Linked DNA regions of Homo sapiens: region 1 is linked to region 2. The links are chromatin loops, found by intact Hi-C in ENCODE. Cell type or tissue: Caco-2. All regions are shown on one strand. Each heading gives the region's core, and the rest is flanking DNA. Links, peaks and the distances in the headings are about the cores only. Region 1 overlaps MYLK (myosin light chain kinase). Region 2 overlaps MYLK (myosin light chain kinase).

Evidence for each region. A loop is a pair of places that touch in the nucleus more often than their neighbours do. Peaks named below come from ENCODE experiments on the same cell type or tissue, not always from the same donor. Only the 100,000 strongest peaks of a DNase experiment are listed, where the experiment ranks them.
Region 1: a loop joins it to region 2, with 5 times the contacts of the local background. A loop is called at or near these places in 6 of 110 quality-filtered maps.

Annotation. Positions count from the first base shown.
Region 1 is chr3:123,796,938-123,802,317 of GRCh38, forward strand. The region is part of intron 3 of MYLK (myosin light chain kinase); the gene reads right to left. Among named protein-coding and RNA genes, the nearest start is that of MYLK, 85 kb to the right of the region's middle. In Caco-2, for the core only: no CTCF peak of the experiment used is centred there; a DNase peak (open chromatin) is centred at 3,024; H3K4me3 peaks cover 1,182 bases.
Region 2 is chr3:123,874,929-123,880,308 of GRCh38, forward strand. It overlaps MYLK (myosin light chain kinase), which reads right to left. Exons shown (of 34, transcript NM_053025.4): 2 at 1,631-1,689. Among named protein-coding and RNA genes, the nearest start is that of MYLK, 6.7 kb to the right of the region's middle. In Caco-2, for the core only: a CTCF peak has its summit at 2,101; no DNase peak of the experiment used is centred there.

The DNA.
Region 1 (5,380 bases), core at 88-5,087, 78 kb before region 2:
GATACAGCCCAAAATTTATTTATAAGAACACTATTTGCATTATTTAGGACAGAAGATAGACTATATTTTAAAAAATCCAACAGTGAGAACTGGTCAAATACAGTGGAATACCAGGTGGTTTTATGGGTACATATTTACAGGGAAAATAATGATAAGAATTTGATGATATAGAAATTTTAAATTTAAAAAATTATTACGGGAAATTTCAAACATACAGAACAGTAGAATTGAATGATAAAATGAGCACCCCAAATACCTATCACCTAGATTTAACAATTAACATTTTGCCATATTTATAGCATCTATAGCATTTATAGCATATAGTATATGTTTGTAGAACCATTTAAAAGCAGTCATACTACAATTTTAATGGCGAGCATCAAGATATATTCATTCACTCAATTAAAATATATTTACTAAATATCTACCATGGGCCAAGCTAGAGACTTGGTATACAGCAGCAGTTACATGAGTGGGGCATGTGTGTTGTTGTTTGTGTGGCGACCGTAGAAACACAGGGCTGCGGAAGGAATGGGCATCATCTGATATCCCACATAGCTACCCAGGACCACACCCCAGTAAGAACACTGCTCCCTGTGCCCTCCTCCTCTGCCACAGAGGTGAAGTGATGATACACTGTGCAGCCAGGACCGGGTAGAGACTTGGGATGAAGGTGGGGACAGGTATCATGAGGATCAGACTTTTGTGACCCTGCCACAAACCCGGGGACACGGCCACTTTCCAGCTGTGAGCTGGGCAAGGTGCTCCAACCCTCTTGGCTTCAGTCTCTTTCTCTGTCAAATGGAATGATCATATCAGCCTCATAAAGTTGAAGGGAAGGTTTGAACGAGAGTGTATGTAACACCCATAATATAGCATAAAAGGCATTCAATAGCAGTGGCTGTCAACATCATTATCATCCAGTTCCCAAAGGGATGCCCGTCTCTCCACCCTGAATATAGATATAGACCCTTTCACCAAAGACAGCAAGAAGCCCCAGATATCTTCAGGCAAGGGTCTATGAGTGAGATGACTGGAAAACAGTAGCAGGAAGCAGATGGCAGAATTCCCTGGGAAGGTGGGGAGGAGGGCCTGAGGCCCATGGGCAGCTTCCCGCAGCACCTTTGTGTCTGTACTAGCAGCACCATTTAATAAGCAAGGTGTACGTGCTGACATCATGCTGGGCACCCATCTCAATCAGAAAGAGCAGTTCTAATGATCACCCCTTCACAAATGAAGACATAGAGGCTTAGAAAGCCAACTACTCTTGTCTAAGGTCACACAGCTAAAAAGTGAAAACCAAATCAAGGTCTGATTACAAAGTCAAAATCTGCTGGCTTCTCGGAGGCCCCCACATCTCAAATGAGGTATTTCTTGCCATCCCCAGTAATGAGAGATGCAATAGGCAGAGGGTTGGGAGTTGTACAGAGGAAGAGGGGCAGAGCATGTGCCTCCCCCTTCTGCTGTCAGGCCTGGCTTTGAAGACACAAGACTCTTCTCTACCTTTGCTTTCAGGGGAGCTGGAAGCTAGGAGTGGTGAGATCCTCCTGGAAGGTAGGAGTGGCTCAGGACCCTCTGTGCAAGTCCTCTTGATCTAAAATCAGAGGCCCATGGAAATCTCCTGAAGGCCCCAGATGTTCTCATCAAAAGGCACCTGCTTGATCTCAACAGCACATTAGACAGGAGTCATCCATCCCTAGGAGAGGTCTGGCTTCAGGTTAGAAAAGGAACACGCAAATCAATACAGCAAGGGAACATCTAGTCCCTTGCAAAGTGCTTTTGTGGGGGAGAGTTACTCAACTACCATGCGGACAGGACCAGAGCCCAGCCACACCAAACAGCTCTGCTCACCCTCAGCCCATCGCCCCACCCACTGCCATCATCAGCATAAACAGATCTCTGCCACACAATTAATGGTTACTGACATATGTGGAATGCTCTATCAGAAAAAAAATTAATAATAAAGTAAATTAGACCAAACCTCGTTCCTCTCTAATCCCTTGTCAAGCCTGTGGACTATATTCCAATCAAGAAAACCAGAGAGGTTGGGTGATTTCTACAATAATTTCTCTAATGCAGAGCAATGCTCAGTGGCTAGAATCAAACACACCCAGCTAGGGGGTCTTATTCAATACAAGCTAAACACAGATCAAAGGGGAAACACAGAGAAGTAAGAAGAAAAAACAGGGGAGAGGGTCAAAAAGAGCAGTGGTTCAAGAGCTGGAAACTCCCCCTTACCCCCCTTACCCCTCACCCCTCACCCCCTGATGCTTGGGCCAACGCCCACCTCTAAATGAGGCTTTCACAAGTAACATAATTTATTAACTATTTGAAGCAGCATTGAGTTAACTGGACTTTAATTTGATCAAAAGCACTTTAAATTGTCTCTTGAACCCAGAAAGGAACACTTTCAACTACAGCGAAAAGAGATTGTAACTATAAGGCAAATGACTCAGAAAAAAAGTTTAAAAAATCAGGGCTCAAGTAATACCACAGAACAAGTTTAGAGAAACCAGTTATCCCCTTCCCTACCCAAAGTGTATACATTTTAAATGATCATTGTCTTGAAGCACCTGGTCAGTTTGCCGGGCATCTTGGAAATATCATACCTTCCCTAGAGGGAGGGGCTCCCAAGCAGGCTCCGCAGTCTACCGTGAACCCTACCTCCAACAACAGCACACATCAGAGGCAGCAAAACCACCCACGTGCAAATGCCCCAGGCACTGACAGCTCCCTCTCCCACCTTAATCCTCTCTGCAATGCACTCAAATCCTGACAAGTTCTCTAATCACTCCTAATTCCGGAGTGCGCTGCTCCTCGGCTGTGCCAGGCTGACTTGCTATGACCTACCGGAGCAAAGCTGGGCAGGACCACACACCAGTGAACGGGACACACCTTACCGCAGCTTCTTCCTCGGCAGCTCTCACATGAGTCAGGATGCGAGGCAGCCACACTTCACCACCACCGTACTGCAGAGGTTCCTGTCCAAGGTCCAGCCAAGAATGGAGACCGAAGGAGTGCCGGGCGCCACAGAGCCCAGGGCCAGACCGAAAAAGTTAAGGGGCTTTTGTTCTGACTCTGCTCGCAGATGGTGCAATTTGCCTTCCGCTGAGCAGCCAACTTCACCCGGTCCGGGAGATCTGTTGTTCTAATCCGCCCAGCTGGGGTGACCTTTGAAACCTCTGGCTGCCACTGCAGAGGCTCTCAATGGAGTCCTGGGGGAGCCAGGGGTGGAAGCTCACAGGTTTTTATTTTTACTTGTTCAGAGCTGCAGATTCTAATCTGAGTGTGGAGCAAAGGGAGGACCCTGTCAAGCAGAGAGCTGAGTCCTCGGAGGGGCTGGGCACTCTCCCAATTCCACATCTGGCCTGGAACACCACTCCAACCCCTTGGCACATCTGGCCTGGGATTACCACCCAGGGATCATAAGATATTTCCTCCTGAGACCCAGCTCTTTCTTCCCTAAGCTGAAGAAGCCCTGTTTATGATCCCTAGAGCAGGATGCAAGCCCAGCAAGCAGATGGATGGAGAACTCCTGTGCTGTGTTTCTCATAAGGAACTGCACTGATGAGGCCCAGACTCCACAGACTGTGTTCATGTTGAGCACGACTTTGCCTCGTTGGTCCAGAGCCCTGGAGAGCTTCAGGAATGATCCTTGGAGCACTCCTCTAAAATGAGGCAGCAAGGTGATGCCCTGTCCAGACCTTTTCCTCCAGCAAGAGAAGGTATTTTCATAGTTCCAAAGGAACATCCTATGCAACTCACACCTTGGGGCAGACTGTGGACATCCGAATCGGCAATGACATGAATTTAAGTTTTCCCTTGATTCATATCTGATTCTTGAAGAGCTGGTATTCTTTTAACACCTAGGAGACCCCCTACCTGCTTTCCCAGTAGTTCTCAAACATTTTTGTCTCAGGGTGGGCCCCATTATGCTTCTAAAAATTATTGAGGGCCCCCAGAGAGCTTTTGTTTGTGAGTTACTGCTGTCAATATTTACAGTATTGGAAATTAAAACTGGGAAATATTAATTCATTTTAAAACATCAATAAGCCCATTATAGGCTAACATAAATAACATTTTAAGAGAAAAATATATTTTCTAAGACAAAAAAGAATTTAATGAGAAGAGTTGCTCCTTTTTGCAAATTAATGTCTGGCTAGTAGAAAACAGCTAAATTTTCATATCTGCTTTTGCATCCAATCTATTGTGACATCACAGCTACTAGAAAACTCCACTGTACGCTTGAAAGAGAATGAGAGTGAAATAAAGTAAATGATGTTTTCTTACAAAAATAACTTGGACCTCAAGGGACCCTGGAAGAGTCTCAGGGACATCCAGGGCACATTTTGAGAACCACCACATTAGCCTATCTCCCTACTCTCTCTGTTACCATCTACTCTCATTTCTGTCCTTCTTAAAATACACAAGGAGAAAGGGAAAAGTGGTCTTCTTTATTTTTTAACTTTTACTTTATTTTCCCTTTAAAAAAAACTTTTATTCTAGAGTAAGGGAGTACATGTGCAGGTTTATTACAAAGGTAGATTACATGATACTGAGGCTTGGGGTATGATTAAACCCATCACCCAGGTAGGGAGCATAGTACCCAACAGATAGTTTTTCAGCCCTTGCTCCCCTCCCTTTTCCCTCCTCTAGCAATCCCTAGAGTGTCTATTGTTCTGTTTTTATGTTCATGTATACCTCATGTTTAGCTTCCACTTACAAGTGAGAACATGTGGTATTTGTTTTTCTGTTTCTGTGTTAGTTTGCTTAGGATAATGGCCTCCAGCTATACCCATGTTGCTGCAAAGGACATGATTTCATTCTTTTTTATGGCTGCATAATAGTCTATGGTGTATATGTGCCACATTTTCTTTATCTGCTCCACCATTGATAGGCACCTAGTTTGATTCCATGTCTTTGCTATTGGGAATAGCACTGTGAAGAACATACAGATGTATGTGTCCTTATGATAGAATGATTTATCTTTCTTTGACTATATACCCAGTAATGAGATTGCTGGGTCTAACGGTAGTTCAACTCCTAGTTCTTTGAGGAATCTCCAAACTGCCCCAGTGGCTGGACTAATTTACACTCTCACCATGTAATAATGTATAAGTGTCTTTCTTTTTTTCTCCACAGCCTTGCCAACATTTGTTATTTTGGACTTTTAAACAAAAGCCATTCTGACTGATGTCAGATGGTACCTCATGATAGTTCTGATTTGCATCCTTTCTACTCTTTGTTTCTCAGTCTTCCCAGCTGTGAAATGGGCACAATCACAGCCTGCCCGGGGTACAATCTCAGGGTTTCCTGCTGGCATCCTTGAGTGACTTGGATCCAGGTCCCTGGGTTCCCACATGAAAGCAGGCAAAGCCAG
Region 2 (5,380 bases), core at 221-5,220:
TATGATAAAACTATACCTATTAGAATGTCTAAAATTTTTAAAATCTGACAATACCAAGTACTGACAAAGATGTGGAAAATATAACCCTCATATATTACTACCAGGAATGCAAAATGGTACAGCCACTTTGGAAAACAGTTTGGTATTCCATTACATTTACCATACCTCCCAGAAACCCCAATCCTAGATATTTACCCAAGTGAAATGAAATCTATGTTCACCTAAAAATCTGTTCACAAACATTGATAGTGAGTTGTTCATTATCACCTCAAACTGGAAACAGCCCAAATGTCCTTCAACTGGGGAATAGGTAAACACACGGTGATACGTCTTTACAATGAAATAATACTCAGCAACAAAAACGAATAACCTATTGATATACCCACCACCATGGATGAATCTCCAACACATTAATGCTAAGTGAAAGCAGGCACACTAAAAAGCCTACAAACCATGACTCCATTTATATGACATTCCGAGATAGGAAAGAACACAGGGAGAGAAAGCAGATCAGTAACTGCCAAGGTCTGCATGGTGGGAGAGCAGACAACAAAAGCTCACAAGGCAATTCTGGGAGGTGATGGAGCTCTTCTGTATCTCAATTGTGATGGTGCCTATATGACTATATATACATTTGTCAAAATTCAGAACTGAACTTCCTCATAATTATGTATTAATTGTTCAGAATTGTACATTAAAACAGGTGAATTTTACTGTATATAAATTATATCTACTTTTTTACATGAGAAAGAAAAAGAGTCTTCAAAAAAACCTATTATGATGCAGCATTGAAAAGAAAAGTTATTGTGTACCTGGGAAAATGCTGATCATTTGTCAAACAATGGAATAAAAAGACAGTAGAAACTGCCAAATTTACCAGACCAGAATACACCGAAACTAGGAAAAGTTGGTGTGACTGATTTATGTGCAACAGATGATCAGGTAGATACTGAATATTTATTTTTTTCAAAGTTTCCAGTTAACTTTTAGAAAAAGATATCTAACTTTTAGCAATATTACTTATAGAAAAGCTAGAACTCAAAATTTAATCTAAAGAATACATAGACAAAACCCTGGTAGACTTTAATATTCCTCAGACTTATTCTGTCAATCCTAAAGGTGCCAAAAATGTCAAAATTGTGGGCACATACAAAACTGGCCAAGGGAAGCAAAGACAATTAATAGTTCAATCTCACTTAGGACTACAGATGTAAAAAACCAAAATAAAATATTAGAAAATCAAAGTCACTGGGGTATTTTTTTTTTAAAAAAACTATACATTATGACTAAGTGTTTATTCCAGGAAGGCAAGAATGCATCAACATTCAAAAATCATGAACACAGATTATGAAAAACAGCATTTCACCTTGAAATCATATGTAACTCTGATAGATTATATCAGTTATCACATTATCATAGTTCAGAAGGATCTTTATATTTTGATTATAATGATGAAAAAACTGGTATGCAATTTCAAAAATTAAGGTATATTGTAATTTAGAAACTTTTCTAAAATTGTCTATATGAAAGGAAGTGCTTTTTCCTGAGAAACTATAAAGTGATACGAATCTTAGTGGCTATAATTTGGAATAAAGAAAATATAAGAATCCATCTTTTATCATGCTATTACCTTTATTTTTTCTCTTCAGCTGGCCCGAATTGGTTTCTGTTAATTTTGAAGAATCCTTCCTAATACACAAATCAAAGAAATAATAGAAACAATTACATAGTGAAACATCAAATCAGGTTGACATCACAAACATCTGGAAAGCTTTGTTAAACCAGAGATTCCCTGACCCCACCAAGGTAGTCTGGGCTGGGACTGGGGAGCCATAGATTATTTTTCAAACAAGGTTCCCAAAGAGATTTTGTTATCAGCCAGTTCTGGAACCACTGCTATGAGGAAACAGAGGCATTAACATGTCCTTCCCTTGATGTTTTTTCAGTATAGTTACAGATATAAAATTTTAGCATGAGAAAAATTAAACAAATGATAAAAACATACCATAATAATTTATGACTTGTCTCTGTAAAAAGAATTTTACAGGGACTTATTTCTAGAGAAGTTGAGGCTGAAAAGGTCAGAGGCAGCCTCTGGGGGCAGTATCTGACAGTTATTAGGAACTTAACTCATTCCCTGAACAAATGTTTAAGGATAGAAGAACCTGTCAATCAAACAGACAAGTGAAGAATATTCCAGGTGAGGATGAACTCACAGTCACAGTCAGAGACACAGGAAAGTATCAATTGGGCTGAGACAAGAAGTCTGGTTGTAGTGGGATCAAGGAGTGTGGGGGTGGCTGCTATGAGACTGGGCTTGGAGGTCAGATTATAGAGGCCTGTGAATGGCTTAAGGCTGTTCTGTGTGAAACAGGGAGCCACCGGGGGTTCCTGAAGGTGGTGACACAGTCAGACTATGTTTTAGATCAACAAAGCAATCAAGTGTACGATGTATTTGGGCTACAGAGAAGCCACAGTTAATACTCCAAGTGTGAGCTAGTACGGTCTGGTCAGGAAAAAATAGTAATATCAAAGTAAAACCAAGTGTTTCTCTGCCTGGGATAATCAGCAGGCCCACAGGGGAGGAGCTGAGTCCCTAGGTGCCTGCCCAATCACAATAAGAAGCCTGAGAACTCCCTAAAACATACTATTGGGTAACATCAGTAGCAACTGCGTTGATTGTATCATGTATACCATGAGTGACTATTGGAAAGGCAGGAGCTTTTGATAGTAATCAGAGGCAGGTTGCAAGATAAGAACTGTTCCTCCAGGCACGTTCTAAAGCCACCTGCTGCTTCCTCATGAACATACTCGTTTCCACAAGATCAGCAACCAAGTGATTACGAAAATGATCACCCTGTTGACACTAATAGGAAAATACCAAATGGAAATTTAACTTGGACAATGGGGAAGTTTAGGAATACATCTGCTTGAGTCATGTTCTGTGAATGGACTCAGTACTTGGCTGGAAAGATGCATAAAGCTCAGGAGAAAAGTTAGAATGAAGTATACCTAGCCCTACAGAAGACATAACTGAAGAAGTGAGGTGAATGAGTGGAAAGTGCCTTCTCATGGAGTGGCACACAGCAAATCCCTTAGAATCTTCTCTGAGCACCTCCATTTACCCCATTAGCCAGTCCTTCCACCCAGATGTACTGAGCACCTGTGGTGTGTCAGGCACCAGGCTATGAGTAAGGATACAAGATGAACCACAGCTGGTGACCTCCAGGAGCACAGTGCCTAGCAGGACACTACCCTTACGACCACAGCACAAGCACAGGTTGCCAAGCACGTGTTCATCTGCCTACAGCCTCATCAGATGAGTAGAGAAGGGCTTCTCTGTCCATTTAAAGGTGCACAATCTGAGACCTGGAGATACCACGTCACATAGCAGAAGACAGTGCTGAAGCTAGCCCCCAAACCCGGGGCATCTTCCTGGTGTTTCCCACAGCCTCAGATGACATTCCATGTAGTCTGACCCCAGGAAAGGGGAACAGCACTCGGTATCCAGGGGCCCTGAAGCAGACAGATGGCAGTGATCACAGGCCAGATAAAGGTAGGACATTCACTCCTGCTCCCCATTGGACCCTCAGACTAAAGAGGACAGCCTTAAAGGACTCTAGAGAAGCAGGTGGGCAGATGAGGGAACCAATGTGTATCCATTCTTCCTGCCTATGTCAGGCCGTTCACCTTCCTATGCCATCACCATCCTCCACCAGGATAGGTAGTGATGAGAACTCTGGCTGATGCTGGCTCTACTACTTGGATTTTTTTTTTAGACGAAGTCTTGCTCTTGTTGCCTAGGCTGGAGTGCAGTGGTATGATCTCAGCTCACTGCAACCTCTGCTCCTGGGTTCAAGTGATTCTCTTGCCCCAGCCTCCCGAGTAGCTGGGATTACAGGAGGCTGCCATCACACCTGGATAATTTTGGGATTTTTAGTAGAGATGGGGTTTCACCACGTTGGTCAGGCTGGTCCTGAACCCTGACCTCAGGTGATCCACCCGCCTTGGCCTCCCAAAGTGCTGGGATTACAAGCGTGAACCACGGTGCCCAGCCACCACTTGGCATCTTAGGCCAGAGTTTCCTCTTCAGTCCAATGCAAAGGTCAAGTGGACCTGACCCTTAGTCCTAACACCCTGTGATTCCAGAACTAGGAAGTGAGCTACAATATATGAGGCATGAAAAGAGAACACAAAGCCCCAGAAACCCAAAAGTCTTCTACGGGCCTCTGGGCTTTCACTCTGGCCACCCAATTGCCTCTTAATATTTTTGATCGAGTATAAAATAAAACAATTTCAGATGTTTCAGAAATATTATTGGCAGCAGAGGGAAAACAAGGCCAGAATGAAAACCACCCCCAAAATAAACCTCAGGACAAGCACACCTGCATGTTTGGGAGTGCGCTGCAAGGTCAAAGGTGTTGTGCCAGGGCCCAGCAAGGAAGGAGCTAACAGCCTTCAGACACCGGAGCCAAATGTTCCTGCCTTCCTCTCTCCTGGCAAATGCTTACCCTCCCTTCCTCCTCTCCATTTTTGAGGCCTTCCTGCATCACTCTAGCCCCTGAATTTCTTGTCATCCTTTAATTCTGTTAATGAAACTTGGAAATTGCATGTTGTCCCTGTTTTCTAATTACCTATGTGTTAGCTCTCTTGCTACCCACCCAGAGTCTCTTAGCATAGACACATTACCTTTGTTTTTTGTTGTTGTTGTTTGTTTGTTTCTTGAGACGGGGTCTCACACTGTCGCCTGGGCTGGAGTGCAGTGGCGCCATCTTGGCTCACTGCAAGCTCCGCCTCCTGGGTTCATGCCATTCTCCTGCCTCAGCCTCCCGAGTTGCTGGGACTACAGCCGAGTAGCTGGGACTACAGACGCCCGCCACCACACCTGGCTAATTTTTTGTATTTTTAGTAGAGACGGGGTTTCACCGCGTTAGCCAGGATGGTCTCAATCTCCTCACCTTGTGATCCACCTGCCTTGGCCTCCCAAAGTGCTGGGATTACAGGCGTGAGCCACCGTGCCTGGCCCACATTTACCTTTGTTTTATAAGCCTCTACAGAGCTCAATAGAAAGTAGACATCATTAGTGTCTGCTGGTTGATTTACAAGTCATTATATAGACCTGGAGAACACTGCCCGGTATATATAATAAAAGCTATTCTTTGTTTTGTGCCTATTTATATTCCTATATTCATTTAATTTTTATAACCGCCCTCATTGTCAGATGACAAAACTCAAGTCAGCTCACAGAGGTTAAAACCCATGCCCAAGAACACCCAGCCAGTAAGTGAATGGGATGGAACTGAACCCAAGTTTAACACCAAAGATCACATTCTGCCTGGCTGCCTCCTCCTGCCAGAAACCTGAATGAGACCTACTATAC